Regions from separate parts of the Homo sapiens genome. Here region 2 is linked to region 1. Evidence: chromatin loops called from intact Hi-C (ENCODE). Cell type or tissue: gastrocnemius medialis. All regions are shown on one strand. Each heading gives the region's core, and the rest is flanking DNA. Links, peaks and the distances in the headings are about the cores only. Region 1 overlaps SYNJ2 (synaptojanin 2). Region 2 holds the start of DYNLT1 (dynein light chain Tctex-type 1).

Region 1 (2,902 bases), core at 111-2,610:
GGAGGTCCTGGAAGAGGATCCCTGAACTGGCCTGGCTAGGTGCGGTGGCTCACGCCTGTAATCCCAGCACTTTGGGAGGCTGAGGCGGGTGGATCACCTGAAGTCAGGAGTTCAAGACCAGCCTGGCTAACATGGTGAAACTCCATCTCTACTAAAAATACAACAAAATTAGCTGGGTGTGGTAGTGGGCACCTGTAGTCCCAGCTACTCTGGAGGCTGAGGCAGGGGAACGGCTTGAACTCGGGGGGCAGATGTTGCAGTGAGCCGAGATTGCACCACTGCACTCCAGCCTGGGCAACAGAGTGAGACTCCATCTCAAAAAAAAAAAAAAAAAAAAAAAAAAGGAGGACCCCTGAACTGAGAGTCAGAGGGTGGAATGGATGAATTCCAAAGGGTCCTTCCCAAATTCTAAGAATCCATCATGACCATTCCCCTAATTTTTGGATTTCTTACAAACTTTACATGAAACACAACATGGTCTCCCTGTCTCCTTTTTGTGCCACACTCATTCGATCAATTCTTTCATTCTCCTGAATACAGAGCTCGAGAAGTTTCCAAAGGAAAACTCCATATTTAAAGAAAATCAGGTTTCAAAAACTCTTTTGGAACGTCTGGAATGGGAAATCTATAGATAAAGACAGTAGATGAACAGTCGAGTTGGCATGAGGGAGACTTGGAGGGGATGGGAGAGACCACTAACGGGGACAAAGTTTGTTAGTGGTGATCAAAGTGTTCTAAGATTAGATTACAGTGGTGGTTACACAACACCATAAATGCAGTAAAAGCACCAAGTTGTAGGCTTTAAATGGGTGTGTAAGTTATATTGCAATAAAGCTATTTTTCCAAAAACCTCCTTTGGGCAGCCCTCCGGAGGAGTTTCTGTGTCACAGCTGTCCTCAGGAGCGTTTCTCCGGAGGCCGTCAGTTATCTCGTGCAGTGTGGTGCGCTCTTTCTAGTGGAAAGACTGAATGTTAATCAAGACTTTTCTCCCTACCAGAGCGTGGAGCCTAAACGAGACCTCCATTCATCCATCTCACTGCCCAGGCTGACCCAGTACTTCACCAATGCTGTCACTGCAGCGTGCTGACAGCCATGGGGACAAGTGACTCACCTGCTCCTGGCACAGGGTCAAGTCAAAGAGCAGGCTAAGAAGCTGAACCCAGGACTGGGGACCCTGAGTCCAGCGTTGTCAAACACCCCCTGGAACCTGGCAGATGGCACTCTGGGCCCCAGTAGCCACTGGCTGGCAACCCAAATGCAGTCACACGAGAGCTGTCGGTAAGAAGAGCCGAGAGGCGACAAAGGCCCTGGCCGAGAGGCTTTCTGAAGGCACCCACGTCCCCTCGGGACAGGGAGGAAGACTGGGGATTAGTGGGGAGGCCCCTCCAGTCCACTCGGCCCATAACCCACCTTGTTAGAGACCCTGGTGAAGGAGGCAGCGTGTCATTCCATTGATGACAAATGTGTTCTTGGAATGTGTCCCCACCCTGTGCTCTTCCCAGGAGAAAGAATGCCAAATCTCTCTGGCACTGACCAGAGCCCTGCTTTGGACGGCAAGGGGTATTTTTAGAAATCACGGGAAAGCTGTGGAAGTCTCACGTGGCCCCACAACAGGCAGCACCGGGTGCCAGACCTACGCAGCCACAGAGCCTTCCTGAAGCCCTCCATGAGAGTCACGGCTCTCAGAAACGTCCTCAGTACACCGAACTCAGGGTCTAACCTCAGGCAGTGCTACCCAAGCTCACTTCGCGGCACCCACTCAGCAGGCACCGCAGCACCGTTCCCGAGTCAGCGGTTTCACACAGCATCCTTGACGACCAGAAACAACAAAGTGGTGTCTGTGTTTTCTACACACACGCACGCATGCATATGCACACACGTGTGCACACTTTGATAGCTCAGCTCAACACAACAGGGCTGAGGAAAAAGACTGGAAACTATGCCATGAAACGAACGTGTTAAAAGAAATCTTCCCCAGCTATTGAAGGGAAGGGCAGGGCGGACAACATCACAAGGGGACATTTAAGTTTTTTCATGACCTACCTGAAGCCCTGGCTGTTCCCAGAACAGCGGAACGGAGCCTCTGATCTGGACAAAAGATGACACTCCATCGTCCATGTAAATCATCTGCGGCACAAGGAAACAGAAAGGGAAAGGTATTCTTCAATGAAACCGAACGTCCTGGGCTGGGTAACGGGATCCGGCCACCTGTGACCCGACACCAGCCAGAATGAAGGGCGGACGGTGGACTCCGGCGTCCTCTGCTCCCCCATCCGGCAATGCGCCCTGACCTCTCGCCAGGTACTGGGCGGGCATGCTGGCTGTCGACCAGCCTCTGAGGAGGGGGTCTGCTGGGGGTTGGGGCCTCCCAGGGTCTCCGGGAATTCACACTTCTAGGGCACAACCTTATCGTCACCCTGAAAATCCCAGGAACAGCCTTCCGCCACCCCCTGTATGAATAGAAGTCAGTGTGCTCTGGAATGTAACCTTCCTTAGAGCCCTCTATTTTTGCCTTGGCAAATAGCTAAGCAGAAGAGAGCTATGAGAAAAGGACTGAATGAAATAAAATGCACCAGTGATAGCCAAAAGACCTCACTGACTGTGCTAGCCAGTCTCGTACTTGACAATGCAAGACTCAACCTGATCTTGTACTTGGTCCTGGCCCTGCCCCACTGTGTTCTTAAACACACCACTCAGTTAACACACACAACACGGTTTCCACAAGCTTCCAGTGTGACAGCACCTGCAGAGAAACAAATGATCCGTACACTTTAAGACATCTATCTCCTCCCCACCCACACGTACAGCTATTTCAGAGTGTGCCTGCAGGCCTCCAATGACGCTGGAGTGCAAGGGAGTTTTAAAAGGACAAGAAGTACGATCCTGAGCGCCAGCAGGGGCA
Region 2 (2,902 bases), core at 232-2,731, 600 kb before region 1:
ACGTTCTTGCAAACTGAGAGAAGTGCTATGAGGAAAATGTACAGGATGCAGGGGTGGAGGATGAGGAGGTCGGCTACCTTAGATGCCGTGGTCACAGAATGGCTCTCTGTAGGAGATTTTGAGCTAAGATATGTTAAAAGTTTAGTCATCCAAAGATCACTAAGATTAGTCTATAGTCTGACAACTTAGTAACTATTGACTTATGGCAGGGCAGAATGGGTGAGGGGAGGGAGGAGTCGTTGGGTTAGGTTCCTCTTGAAGGGCTCTAATAAGACCCTGATAGACCGACCAGGTTACAGTCCGATGGTCATAATCCAGATGAGAGATATCAATCTTTAACTGGGGTCCCGAGCATATGGGGTAGAAATAACAAGGGTTGTTGATGGATTAGATGTGGGATTTGAAGTTTAGGTCTACCAAATCCCTGGGACCCTTGCAGTCAGCTCTTTCTTGGGGAATGGGAAGTGGGTTCCAGCAACCTGAATTCAAGTGCATGACGAAACCAGAAAAAGCAAACGCCAAAATCAAAACTCGGAGCCTCAGAATACCTGCCAATAGATGCATATGCCCCAGCTTTCCGTGGAGGGCAGTTTACCAGAGCCCAGTGCAATTCCTAATTTCCATAAAGAACCCACATACAAATAAAGTCTGTCTAGTTCACTATGGTTAAGGTAGTCAGGAAGTGTGCCACATTTTACAAAATTTTCCACCCAAAATGTTTTTTTTTAATGGTGCTTAAAGGAAAAATTCTCATTTACCTGGAAAACTTAACTCCCCAAAGGGAAGTTTCGTTCAGATAGCTAAAGCATGCCAATCCCAGTCCCCAAGGGAACTGCAACAACGTCTCACCGGGCGCACTGCCTTCAGCAGTCACTTTCGAGTTTGTTGCCAGGTGTCCGAGCGGGTTTGAACGTCCGCGTCAATCCACACAGTACAAACCGGAGGAGGGGCCGGGACCACGCTTCCCCTCCAGGACTGCCTTTTGTACGTGTGTTTTGTTTCTGTTGCTAAGGTTTAGGGAGCTGCCCGGCTACCCTCACGGATTCCCATGGAAACTACCACCTCCCAGAGGACAGGAGGAGAGGCGAATTCAGGGTCCACCCACGGGCCCCGCCCAGGGATGGGGTCACTGAGGGTCCGGGCAGCGAAGGGCGGGGCCCGGGAGCTGGGCATGGGCGAGGCAGGCGCGAGAGGAGAGGGGCGTGGCAGGTCCGGGGCGGGGCCTGAGTGCGCCTGCGCAGTCCGCGCCACTCAGGGAGCCGGAGGGGACGCGCCGGAGGAAAGATGGAAGACTACCAGGCTGCGGAGGAGGTAACCGCCGGGTCGGCGACGGAAGGGTGGAGGCCTAGAGCCCTGGCCGCGGAAGGACACGCGGTCCTGCCCGGAAAGGCCTGGCTGCCCACCTCCTTCAGCTAGGCCAGTCTCGGCAGCCCACGGCCTGAGCTTCCCGGTCGCCGGCGCTCCGCCCGGCCCCATTCTGCCCGGACATTGCCGCCGTTTCCCCGGCGCGGGGGGCGGGAAGGGGATTGAGCTTCTTCCCGCGCGGGGAGGCACCGGGCGTGACTCGGAGAGAGCGCCCCGGTGAGCGGTGCCGAGAAACCTTCCCGCAGGGCCTCGCCTCCGGCCCGCAGCCAAGCTCGCCGAGAGGATGACATCACCGCCCCTTGCTCTGCGGGGCTGACCCCAGCCCCAGCCCCAGCCTGGAGCGGGGCGCGGCGGCCGGGCTGGGAGCGCCGAGGCTTGGACGTCTCCCCGCGGAGGTGCGGGTGACGCTCCCGCCGCCAGCCCCTCCGCCCCGGGCTGGCGTCCCGGCCATCCCGCGCCTTTGTCTCGGGCCTCACCTGGTTCTGCAACGCTGGGAATGAGTAGCACATTTCATTTCCGTTTAATATGTCTGTAAGAAAGCTCATTGTTGTGGGGAAAAAATCATCTTTTATGCCTCCTTGAGGAAGTAGGATAAAGCCCACGATGTCGCCAAGCAGAAGACACCCATCGGCACCGTGTGCGTTAAATGGCTTTCCTTCAAGCTCACGGTCATTCGGGGAATAGAGCTGATGGGCGCAGCTGAGATACAACACTCATTTTCTTCTTACTGAATAATCCTTGTTGAAATTCAGATAGAGCCCTATGGATTTATTATGCAGCCTGTCAAAAATATAAACTATAGATACATTTGGTAAGGTTGGATATCTTACCATTTATGAAATTTAGTGGCTGGGCGCAGTGGCTCACGCCTGTAATCCCAGCACTTTGGGAGGCCTAGGCGGGCGGATCACCTGAGGTCAGGAGTTCGAGAGCAGCCTGACCAACATGGAGAAACCCCGTCTCTTTTAAAAATACAAAATTAGCCGGGCGTGGTGGCGCATGCCTGTAATCCCAGCTATTCGGGAGGCCGAGGCAGGAGAATCCCTTGAACCTGGGAGGCAGAGGTTGCCGTGAGCCAAGATCGCGCCATTGCACTCCAGCCTGGGCAACAAGAGCGAAACTCCGTCTCAAAAACCAAAAAAAAAGAAAAAAATTTCGTTTAAGGAGGAATGTTTTCAGGGAAAATAAAACTAAAACTTAAGGACTGATTCTAGAGTTTCAGTTTTGATCTGATTTCCTAACTAGCACACACTTCCTGTGACAGTGGCATAATCAGTGTTTGAATGCTGATGGCAACCAAGTGAATAATGACGAGAAGAGCTGGTTCAGGAGCAGTTGGCAAAGAAAAAAGCCTTTCCCCTTAAACTGTTACTAATATAATATTGGAAAATGTCTTGTATTACAGTAATATCGAGTAAAACTTCTAAAAAAGAAATCGCTTTGTAAAGGAAAGCGCTTAATACTGCAGTCCGATTCTGACTCCCACAAATAAGGTGGCTAAGTGGCTTCATTATTCGAGATCTCAATCGCATATGTG

What was found. Hi-C counts contacts between places; a loop is a spot of excess contacts. Peaks named below come from ENCODE experiments on the same cell type or tissue, not always from the same donor. Only the 100,000 strongest peaks of a DNase experiment are listed, where the experiment ranks them.
Region 2: a loop joins it to region 1, with 3 times the contacts of the local background. A loop is called at or near these places in 2 of 110 quality-filtered maps.

What each region holds. Positions count from the first base shown.
Region 1 is chr6:158,042,541-158,045,442 of GRCh38, reverse strand. SYNJ2 (synaptojanin 2) reads right to left here. Exons shown (of 27, transcript NM_003898.4): 5 at 2,044-2,127. Among named protein-coding and RNA genes, the nearest start is that of SYNJ2-IT1, 43 kb to the right of the region's middle. In gastrocnemius medialis, for the core only: no CTCF peak of the experiment used is centred there; DNase peaks (open chromatin) are centred at 1,102, 1,582 and 2,202; H3K4me3 peaks cover 1,843 bases; H3K27ac peaks cover 2,500 bases.
Region 2 is chr6:158,643,091-158,645,992 of GRCh38, reverse strand. It overlaps DYNLT1 (dynein light chain Tctex-type 1), which reads left to right and starts at 1,250. Exons shown (of 5, transcript NM_006519.4): 1 at 1,250-1,311. The coding sequence starts at 1,285. It also overlaps a transcript of SYTL3 not described here. RefSeq lists silencers at 1,093-1,322, 1,483-1,812 and an enhancer at 936-1,879. In gastrocnemius medialis, for the core only: no CTCF peak of the experiment used is centred there; DNase peaks (open chromatin) are centred at 1,172 and 1,593; H3K4me3 peaks cover 2,337 bases; H3K27ac peaks cover 2,500 bases.